Regions from separate parts of the Homo sapiens genome. Here region 1 is linked to region 2. A link is an interaction called in ENCODE POLR2A ChIA-PET data of the cell type or tissue named here. Cell type or tissue: OCI-LY7. All regions are shown on one strand.

Region 1 (5,000 bases), 320 kb after region 2:
TCCGTCCATCCATCCATCCATCCATCCATCTATGTAGTCACTCATCCACCAACCTGCCTGCCCAGCTTCCTTCCCTCCTTCCCTCTCTCCCTCCCTCCCTCTCTCCCTTCCTTCCTTCCTTCCATCCATCCATGCATCCATCCAGTGAGCCTGAGGCAGACCTGGAATCTGGTCACACTCTCCTCTCTGCTATTGGTAATAAGCATGAAGCCTCAGTACAACCCCAAGGGCTATAGACTACTACACTCGGCTTCCCTGTGGGAAGTTCTAGCTGTCATTCCCAGGGGTGGATGTGGCCAGGCCAGCTTAGTGCTGATTCCTGTGGTCCCAGAATTGGGGAAATCCTCTCAACCACATATTGTGTTCCTGGCAGTGAGTTCGTTGCCTGGCTCCTAGAAATTGGTGAAATCAGCAAGACGGAAGAAGGAGTCAACTTGGGCCAAGCCCTGTTGGAGAATGGCATCATCCACCATGGTGAGTGGAGGGCTGGGCCCAGCTGGGCCAAGGGGTGGGAACAGGTCAGACCCCAACTGTGCCATGCTTCCACTAGCTCAGGCAGCTCCTATCCTTTCGTGCAGCCGCCGTGTTTTCTGGGCACAGTGTGGCCCGCAGGAACATGGATGCCCTTGTAAAACTGCCTCTTAGGCACCAGCAAATCAGGGATACCTCAAAAACCTGGGGGCAGGGGAGTAGAATCTTTTATCTGTCCCTTCAAGAAATGTCAAGAACCATTTGGTTAAGTTTTAGTTATTCAGCAAATATTTATTGAGTGCCTATAATGTGGCAGGCACTGTTCACACCACAATGAACGGGAGGAGGACGTGCCTGTCGTCATGGAGCCGACCTTGTAGTTGGAGGGGACGATAAGATCTTTACTTGCTTATCTTTACAAAGCAAGATAGTAAAACATGATAGGTGCTAGGGAAGGAGGGTAAAGAGTGTGGTGTTGGCGTTCACTTTTGAATAGGGGAGATGGGGAAGGCCTCACCGAGAAGGTAACATTGGAACCAGGACCTGAGCCACCAGTGAGGGAGGGACCCAGGTGGGCATGATGGTTCCAGGCAGAGGGAACAGCCAGTGCAAAGTCCTCAGGCAGAGTCTAAGTGGGTTGTGCAGGGAATAGCAGGGAGGGAGTGTGGCTGCCTCAGAGTGAGGAGGGGGCGTGGTAGGAGACGAGGTCAGAGGGCACAGGGCTGATGGGAGAGTCCAGGAGGTGAGATGAGATCCTATAGAGAATTGTAGGGTCTTTGGCTTTTACTCTGAGTGAGCTATGAAGCTGTTGCTGAGCTCTGCGTAGAGGAAAGACCTGCTTGGACGAACACGCTGGCAGAATCCCTCTGGCTGCCCTGTGGAGACTGTTGGGACCAAGGGTGACAGCAGGGAGCCCAGCAAAGAGGCTGCTGTGATAGTCCAGGTGGGAGGCGAAGGTGGTTCGGGCCAGTGTAGGAGTGAGGTGATTGGTATCTTGAAGGTTAGGGCCTTATAGGCATTGCTAATGGATCTGAAGCATCAAGCATGACTTTGTGGGATAGAGATGGCTCCGTAAATCTCAGCAATGTGGTCTCAGGCCCCAGCATGCTTGTCCCCACCCATCCATTGGTGATCTAGATCTAAGGACATGCTGAGCCAGAGGGGTCCCAGTGCAGGCTGGATCAGGGGCATTTCTGGGTCCCTCACCCCTGTAGATGCCCCACCCCAAGCTGCGAGTCTCAGCAGGGTCCTGCACGTAGCAGGAGGATGGGGTATCCTCATGTGCAAAATGGGGAAGTCATAGCACCCACCTCGTGGGGTTTCAGTGAAAAAAAAGCCTGGCCAGCAGTGAAGCCTGATGCTGGTGGGTGTGACTGGGAGGGGCAGAGGGGGCGTGGCTGGCAGTGAAGGCCAATGCTGGGGGGCGTGGCTGGGAGGGGCTGAGGGGGCGTGCCCAGCGTCACAGGTCCTCCTGTCTCTCCAGTTTCCGACAAGCACCAGTTCAAGAATGAGCAGGTGATGTATCGCTTCCGCTACGACGATGGCACCTACAAGGCCCGAAGTGAGCTGGAGGACATCATGTCCAAGGTAGGGGCCCTCCGCCCCTGTGACTCTGACTCAGCTGGCCTCGTTCACCTCCACCCTGGGTTCGCCTCAGAGCAGGCCTGTGCCCCTTGGCTTGTTTGCCTTCTCCACTGCCCACAACTCACCCCTGCCCCCATTACCCTGCCCTGCCCCGTCCTGGAAGCCATCTCTCCCATCAGCCTGGATTTGGAGGCTCGTGAAGGATGTGGCCTGATCCCAGAATTCCTCCCCTTTTTTCTTTCAGGGTGTGAGGCTTTACTGCCGTCTTCACAGCCTCTACACCCCGGTGATCAAGTAAGTTACTCTTTCCAAGCTCCAATTTCACCTCTACCTCTTCTCAGCTGTGTGGCCTTGGGCTGGCAACTTAACCTCTCTGAGCTCCAGTCTCCTTCTCCATTAAATGGGGCTTGCAGTGGCACCTATCCTTTAGATTTGTCATTAGGATTAACTGAATTAAATTGTGGGAAGCACTGCAGTGTAGTGATGCAGGTGTCAGTTCTGGAGCCAGACAGACTGAGCTTGAACCTCCCTCCTAGTTAGCAGCTGTGTGACCTTGGGCAGAGTTACTTAACCTCTCTGTGCCTCAACCGTTTCCTCTGTGAAATGGGGATAATAATGGGCTCCACCTTAGGGCCTTTGTGCCTGCTGTTCCCTTTGCTTAGGATGCCTTTCCTCTGCATACCTTCATATTCGTTCCCTCACTTCCTTCAAACGCCTCCATATCACAGGGGTCTTCCCTGCCTACCTGCATAAAGTGTCACCAACCTGGTACTTTCTGTCCTCTGTATTAGTCTGTTTTCATGCTCCTGATAAAGACATAGCCAAGACTGGGTAATTTATAAAGAAAAGGAGGTTTAATGGATTCACAGTCCCACATGGCTGGGGAGGCCTCTCAATCGTGGAGGTATGTGAAAGGCACGTCTTACCTGGCAGGCAAAAGGAAAATGACAGCCAAGTGAAAGGAGTTTCCTCTTATGAAACCATCAGATCTTGTGAGACTTATTCACTACCACAAGAACAGTATGGGGGAACTGCCCCACGATTCAGTAGTTTCCCACTGGGTCCCTCCCACAGTATGTGGGAATTATGAGAGCTGCCATTCAAGATGAGATTTGGGTGGGGACACAACCCAACGATATCAGCTCCCTTTGTTCATTTTAATTTTCTTCTTCTTTTTTTTTTTTGAGACAGGGTCTTGCTCCGTTACCCAGGCTGGATTGCAGTGGTGCAATCACAGCTCACTGCAGTCTCAACCTCCAGGCTCAGGCAGTCCTCCCACCTGAGCCTCCTAGGTAGCTGGGACTACAGGCGTGCACCACCATGCCTAGCTAATTTTTTTTTTTTGAGACAGAGCCTCGTTCTGTCCCCCAAGTTGGAGTGCAGTGGCGCAATCTTGGCTTACTGCAACCTCCGCCGGGTTCAAGTGATTCTCATGCCTCAGTTGCCTGAGTGGCTGGCATTACAGGTGCCTACCACCAGGCCCGGCTAATTTTTGTATTTTTAGTAGAAGTGGGGTTTCACCATGTTGGCCAGGCTGGGCTCGAACTCCTGACTTCAAGTGATCTGCCTGCCTTGGCCTCCCAAAGTGCTGGAATTACAGGCGTGAACCACTGCACCTGGCCTTTTTTTATATGTTTGGTTTTTTCTTTTTCTTTTTTTTCTTTTTTTGAGACGGAGTCTCGGTCTGTTGCCCAGGCTGGAGTGCATTGGCATGATCTCGGCTCACTGCAACCTCTGCCTCCTGGATTCAAGCGATTCTCCTGCATCAGCCTCCCGAGTAGCTGGGATTACAGGCATGCACCACCATGCCTGGGTAATTTCTATATTGTTAGTAGAGATGGGGTTTCACCATGTTGGCCAGGCTGGTCTCAAAACTCCTGATCTCAAGTGATCTGCCTGCCTCAGCCTCCCAGAGTGCTGGGATTACAGGTGTGAGCCACCGTGCCTGGCCTTATTGATTGAAATTTAAATTAAAATGGCTACCTATTGGAGAGCAGAGGCCTAGGGACTCAGTAAAAGCTTGTCAGTGAATGTTGAAAGATGATTAACTTCTTTTGCTTCTGTTTCTGCATCTGTTAAGTGGACATAAGAATAGCTCTCACCTCTTGGGTTGCCATGAGGATTAAATTCACGGAAGGTGCTTTGAATGGCTCCTGGCATTGTATAATGAACGCCAGAGATTGGTTATTCTTTTTACCACAAAGCTCACAGTTGTGGATGAAGGGAGAGAGGGTGACCTGATTCTTATCCCAGCTGCAGATTTTTCTGTCCTCTGACCTGATAGCTCTTATCACCTCTCGGAAGAGTGGAGAGGAAGGACCATTTCCTAGCATTTGCTGGCCCCGTGGGATGTCAGGCCCTGGGAACCACTTTCATCTGCCATCCTGCCTCCGCCCTCCTGGGCTCCTCTGCTGCTGCTCTTGTGCAAGCCCCAGAAGGCAGGTGGGGCTCCTTGGCCAGCCTCAAAGAAGGAAGCGGCTGGGGAAGGTAGCAGACCCCCACCAACTGCACGTGGAGCCTGTCAGACCCCCCCAGTCCTAAAGCCTGAGAGAAATCCTCCAACTAGACTTTATCAGCCTTGGCATGGACTGGCCACAGAAGCGCGTTTTTGTCACAGCTTCAGAGGCTGAGAAGTTGTTGCAGTTCGGCTGCAAGGTTAGCGGAACCCATGGGATCCAGGCTCGGCAGGGATTCAGATGCTGTCACAGGCCAGGGCAGTTACCTCAGGAAAGAACCGTGAAACTCACAGGCCTCTGTGCTGCTCGGCCCTGATAGACCACACCAGCCCCTTGCAGGGGCTTTCCACAATGGTTTGGTTTAAATACATCAATGTCAACCACAAAACAAAAAGGAAAAAGGAAAGGAAAGAATGGAGGGTCTCCCCTGCCACTCTGTGAGAGTCAACATGGCTCCCCAGCCTCGGCGCCGGTGGCATCGTAGCCAGG
Region 2 (5,000 bases):
CCACTACGCCCGGCCCAAATATTAATTTTTTCAATAAAAGTTTCAGAAGAATGGTGGCAATAGGTGCCGGAATACAAGAAGCAGTGACATTGAAGAGTAAAACTACCTGGAACGTAACTTAACATTAGGTCATTTAAAAGGCCTTTCTGGATTTCATTTCACAATGCTTCCAAGCATCAGTGTATTTGTCTAGTGGCTGTAATAATCTTTGTGGTCTTAGCCTACATCCTGCATGTGGGATATTAAAGTATTTTCAATACCACTGGATTTTTAATTCATTCTACATGAATGCTACCAATATATAAGTATGATATTACTCCTATCAAGCTGTCCTTGACTGCACAGGGAAAATGAATTAGAGGCATCTAAAAAACAGGGCAAATTATTTATCACTTCTTTTTTTGAATTCAGTTGTCTACTTTTTTTTTTTTTTAACAGGAATGGTTTTTAAATTTGAAGAGTTACCTTATTGAAGTGATCTCCAATCACATGCCATATTCGAGACCACTGTAGTCGGATCCGATTCATGTTGTAGTATGATATCTCCACAATCTTCTGCAAGCTGAACATGCGAGGATGGTGGGGGGAAGCCAGTTCATCCATGGACACAGCACACAGCCAGCGGACAAAGTCAACTACAGGCCAGACCCAACAACACAAGCAAAGCCTCGTTAGGAACAGTCAGACGGTCACAGCGTGAGGCTTCTGCAGTTTTCACAGGTAAGTCAAATACATACCTATTGCATTTCCATCCAGTCTGGTAGACCCAGTAAAAATCCTAGGAAGATAATTCCAGACAAAATAAACATTAGACCGGGTGTGGTGGCTCACACCTGTAATCTCAGCACTTTGGGAGGCCGAGGAGGGTGTATCACTTGAGGTCAGGAGTTCAAAACCAGCCTGGCCAACATGGTGAAACCTTGTCTCTAATAAAAAATACAAAAAATTAGCTGGGCGTGGTGGCGGGCACCTGTAATCCCAGCTACTTGGGAGGCTGAAGCAGAAGATTCGCTTGAACTCGGGAGGCAGAAGTTGCAGTAAGCCGAGATTGCGCCACTGCACTCCAGCCTGGGCAACACAGACAGACTCTGTCTCAAAAAAACAAAAAATAAACATTAGATTTGGTAGACTGAGGGCAATTCTGCTTCTGTCTTAGTACTGGGCATAAAAGCCAGATGATCTCTGGTCACACAGGTTTTTTCTTTTTAATTAGATTTGGAAGCTGAAGTTTCTCAAACTCTCAGACAAGGTAGAGAGGAAACATCAGGTCTGACACCTCCACCGAAATAAATGATGTGGTATTACAAGTATAGAACGGTTCAAGGAAAGTGAACTGAGTTGAAAGCAGAAAAACCTATAGTGAGCAGAAGAGAAAGTGACACATCAAAAGACGGGGGAGCCCAGGCGCAGTGGCTCATGCCTGCAATCCCAGCACTTTGAGAGGCCAAGGCAGGTGGATCACTTGAGGTCAAGAGTTCGAGACCAGCCTGTCCAATACGGTGAAACCCTGTCTCTACTAAAAATACAAAAATTAGCCAGGCATGGTGGTGCATGCCTGTAGTCCCAGCTACTTGGGCGGCTGAGGCAGCAGAATCACTTGAACCTGGGAGGCAGAGGTTGCAGTGAGCCAAGATCACATCACTGCACTCCAGACTGGGTGATAGAGCGAGACTGTCTCAATCAATCAATCAATCAATCAATCAATACATAAGATATAGTACAAGAAATGACCAGAAGTAAAATGATATACTAGAAAATATCTATTTAACACAAAGAAGGCAGAAGGCAGTAACAGTGGAAGAAGATGGGAACACAAAAGACACGACATTATATGCACTTAACAATAGAGGCAACATACATGAGTTGAAAAAGGATAGAATTAAAGGGAAAGATGTTAGTATAAGGAAACTACGTGGTTAATAAATAGAATATAATGAATATTAAAATAATAAAAAGGGAAAGATGGACAATGGAACAATGTCCAGAACAGGCAAATCTGTAGATCAGTGGTTACAGTGACTAAGGAATGGGGGAAGGAAAGAAAAGAAAACGGAGAGTGATTGCTAATAAGTACGAAGCTTCTTTATGGGAAATATCTCTCCTGGATTTTTAGGTCAAGTTTTGAGTAAAGAGAAATAATGGAAAAGTTTTGAGGGGAGAAAAAAAAAAAAGGAAACTGTCAACTCAGCCAACTCTCATTCATGGGTAGGCTTTTTTTTTTTTTTTTTTAGACGGAGTCTCGTTCTGTTGCTAGGCTGGAGTGCAATGGCGCGATCTCGGCCCACTACAACCTCTGCCTCCTGGGTTCAAGATATTCCCCTGCCTCAGCCTCCCGAGTAGCTGGGATTACTGGCATGCGTCACCATGCCCAGTTAATTTCTTTTTTTTTGTATTTTAGTAGAGACATGGTTTCACCATGTTGGCCAGGATGGTCTCGATTTCCTGACCTTGTGATCCACCTGCCTCCCAAAGTGCTGGGATTACAGGCATGAGCATGGGTAGGCGTTTTTTTTTTGCAGATGGAGTCTCACTCTGTCGCCTAGGCTAGAGTGCAGTGGCACCATCTCCGCTCACTGCAAGCTCTGCCTCCTGGGTTCACGCCATTCTCCTGCCTCAGCCTCCAGAGTAGCTGGGACTACAGGTGCCCACCACCACGCCTGACTAATTTTTTGTATTTTTTAGTAGAACGGGGTTTCACTGTGTTAGCCAAAATGGTCTCGATTTCCTGATCTAGTGATCTGCCTGCCTTGACCTCCCAAAGTGCTGGGATTACAGGCGTGAGCATGGGTAGGCTTTTAATCCTAAACTCTTCTTGTGATTTTTAAAAAAATAATTTCTACTAAGGAAACAAGGTAATTTAAAACATCAACATAAGCGAAAAACTCTTATTTTTGACATAATTTGTCACAATGTTAAAGTTATACCTTTTCTAAAAGGTCAAAATGCAAATAAATGTGACACTTAAGCAATTTGTAGCTAACAACACTTGTATCAGTTAAAGAAATTAGGAATCATTCATGTCCAGTAACTACAGAGAGGCCACCAAACCACTGTGTAGTTCAGGGTCACTGAAGAATAAAATCATTACCTGTCCACAGCTACAACCACACTCTGCGAGCTGGTCTCACCAACCGATTCTTGGAAGCTGGCCATCTGTCTTTTATCCACTCCGCCACTCACCAAATTACCTGAAACACAATGCACAAAATCAGCAGTACTTCAAAAACAGTCAAGTATTTAGAACAAAGCATCCTGTTATGTCAACACGCAGGGACAGGGGACATAAATGGGAATGACTCTGCAAGTTCAAAAAAGAAACAAAAACCCACTGATGATAAAATTAAAGTTTTGTTTTGGCATTGGGCATTTAAAATATATCCTTAGTATAAGCTTTCTTGTTTCTACCAACCATCTACCTTTCTCTATAATCTTTTACATTTTTATAGTATTAAAGGCCTATATTTAGGAAAACAAATTTGAATCAATTGATATTAATCCAGAGCTCCTAGAACATTAATGGCTCACACCTGCTGAATGCTTGGTGTGCTTCACAGACTTTCATTACACTCATCCTCACGAGAACCCTAAGAAGTGGGTGCTATTACAATTCCCCATTTTTCCAGAGTCCATACTTTTAACCATGACACTGTACTATTCCACTCACTAAATGGGACCTAGAAGCCTACACTCCGTAGTTGGATGGCTTAGGGCTTGAATCCTACCTCTGCCACTCCTTTGCAGTATGATGCTGCTCATATCTTTTCACTCCGTGCCTCAGTTTTCTCAATTGCAAAATGGGGAATATAACAGTCCCTGTTCTCATTGGATTGTTTTGAGCATTAAATGAGTTAAAATATATAAACTGAGTGCTCAGAATATGACTTGGCACATCTGTTTGCCCTATTTACTATTATTACCATGTTACATCAATCAGAAGAGTTTCTCAATCCAATGTATAGCCAGAGAAATAATTCTACTTGCATAAGAATACTGTTTAATAAAAGCCCCCCAATAAAGATGGAAGAAATGTTGAACCTACCCTTTAAAACCTAGAGACACAAATACACACCCCTCTAATGTCAGGCACTAGAGATCTGAACATTTTAAAGCAAATGGTTTTTCTCCCCAATATAGTGATAGGTATAGAAAGAAAAGTAATGCACCCTACTGACTTTGGTAAAATAGACATTTTACTCAACAGTTTAATCACAATTAAGAGGCCAAAGCAGCACGTCCACTTGCATTCATGAACACTGTCAGATGGCACAAAAGGAAGAGACGGTTTACAGGACAGTCCTGATGAGACAAGAAGGGTTTCATCCCCGTTAGCTTGCAAATCCGTGACTGTTAGCTGTGGGGCCTGGTGTCTTACCGAGGCCAAGGCCCATGAACTCTTCTCCTGCCAATGTGTGGCCCTTCAGGCTCCCTTCTCTTTCACGCCCAGATCCAGACAGGTAGCGCGTCTTCACACCGGTTCCTATCAGCTGAGCGAGCTCCAGCTGGCTGATGCATTTCAAGATCTAAGAGAAAGAAGGCATGAAGAAATGAGTTCCTACCTTACAGCTAGAAAAAGGGCACTGTAATCTTAAGTTAGTCATTAAAAAAAAGTTGGTTCAATGGAGTTATGCCATATAGATGTTTATGCAAATTTAGTAAGCTCTCAATAAAGAGAGAAAAAGCATTTGACTGGGGCGGCGGATTCCTCCCACCATGTCACTTAATAGGCACATCATTTAGTCACCCCCACCTCCTTTTTCCACCCTCCTCGTGAGACGACAAGACACCAGCCTCATTGGCCTCACTGTTGCTCCTTTAACTTGTCATCTCTTGTCCCACCTCAGGGCCTTGGCACTCACTGTTCCTTATGCCTGGAATGTTGTCTCCCCATGGCTCACTCCTTCAATTCCCAGCTCAGACATGTGTGTCCCTCTCAAAGAGATCTTTCTTGTGAGATCGTACCTTCCCATTACCATGTCCTGCTCATACTTTTTTTTTCTTAG

What was found. ChIA-PET counts read pairs that join two places held together with the same protein. Peaks named below come from ENCODE experiments on the same cell type or tissue, not always from the same donor. Only the 100,000 strongest peaks of a DNase experiment are listed, where the experiment ranks them.
Region 1: POLR2A ChIA-PET joins it to region 2 with 13 read pairs; 2 of 35 experiments call an interaction of 5 or more read pairs at or near these places.

What each region holds. Positions count from the first base shown.
Region 1 is chr20:48,676,709-48,681,708 of GRCh38, reverse strand. PREX1 (phosphatidylinositol-3,4,5-trisphosphate dependent Rac exchange factor 1) reads left to right here. Exons shown (of 40, transcript NM_020820.4): 11 at 374-474; 12 at 1,955-2,058; 13 at 2,300-2,349. Among named protein-coding and RNA genes, the nearest start is that of PREX1, 150 kb to the left of the region's middle. RefSeq lists a silencer at 1,790-1,959. In OCI-LY7, no CTCF peak of the experiment used is centred here; a DNase peak (open chromatin) is centred at 1,888.
Region 2 is chr20:48,993,971-48,998,970 of GRCh38, reverse strand. It overlaps ARFGEF2 (ARF guanine nucleotide exchange factor 2), which reads right to left. Exons shown (of 39, transcript NM_006420.3): 22 at 4,373-4,520; 23 at 3,089-3,188; 24 at 738-778; 25 at 466-635. Among named protein-coding and RNA genes, the nearest start is that of CSE1L-DT, 50 kb to the left of the region's middle. In OCI-LY7, no CTCF peak of the experiment used is centred here; no DNase peak of the experiment used is centred here.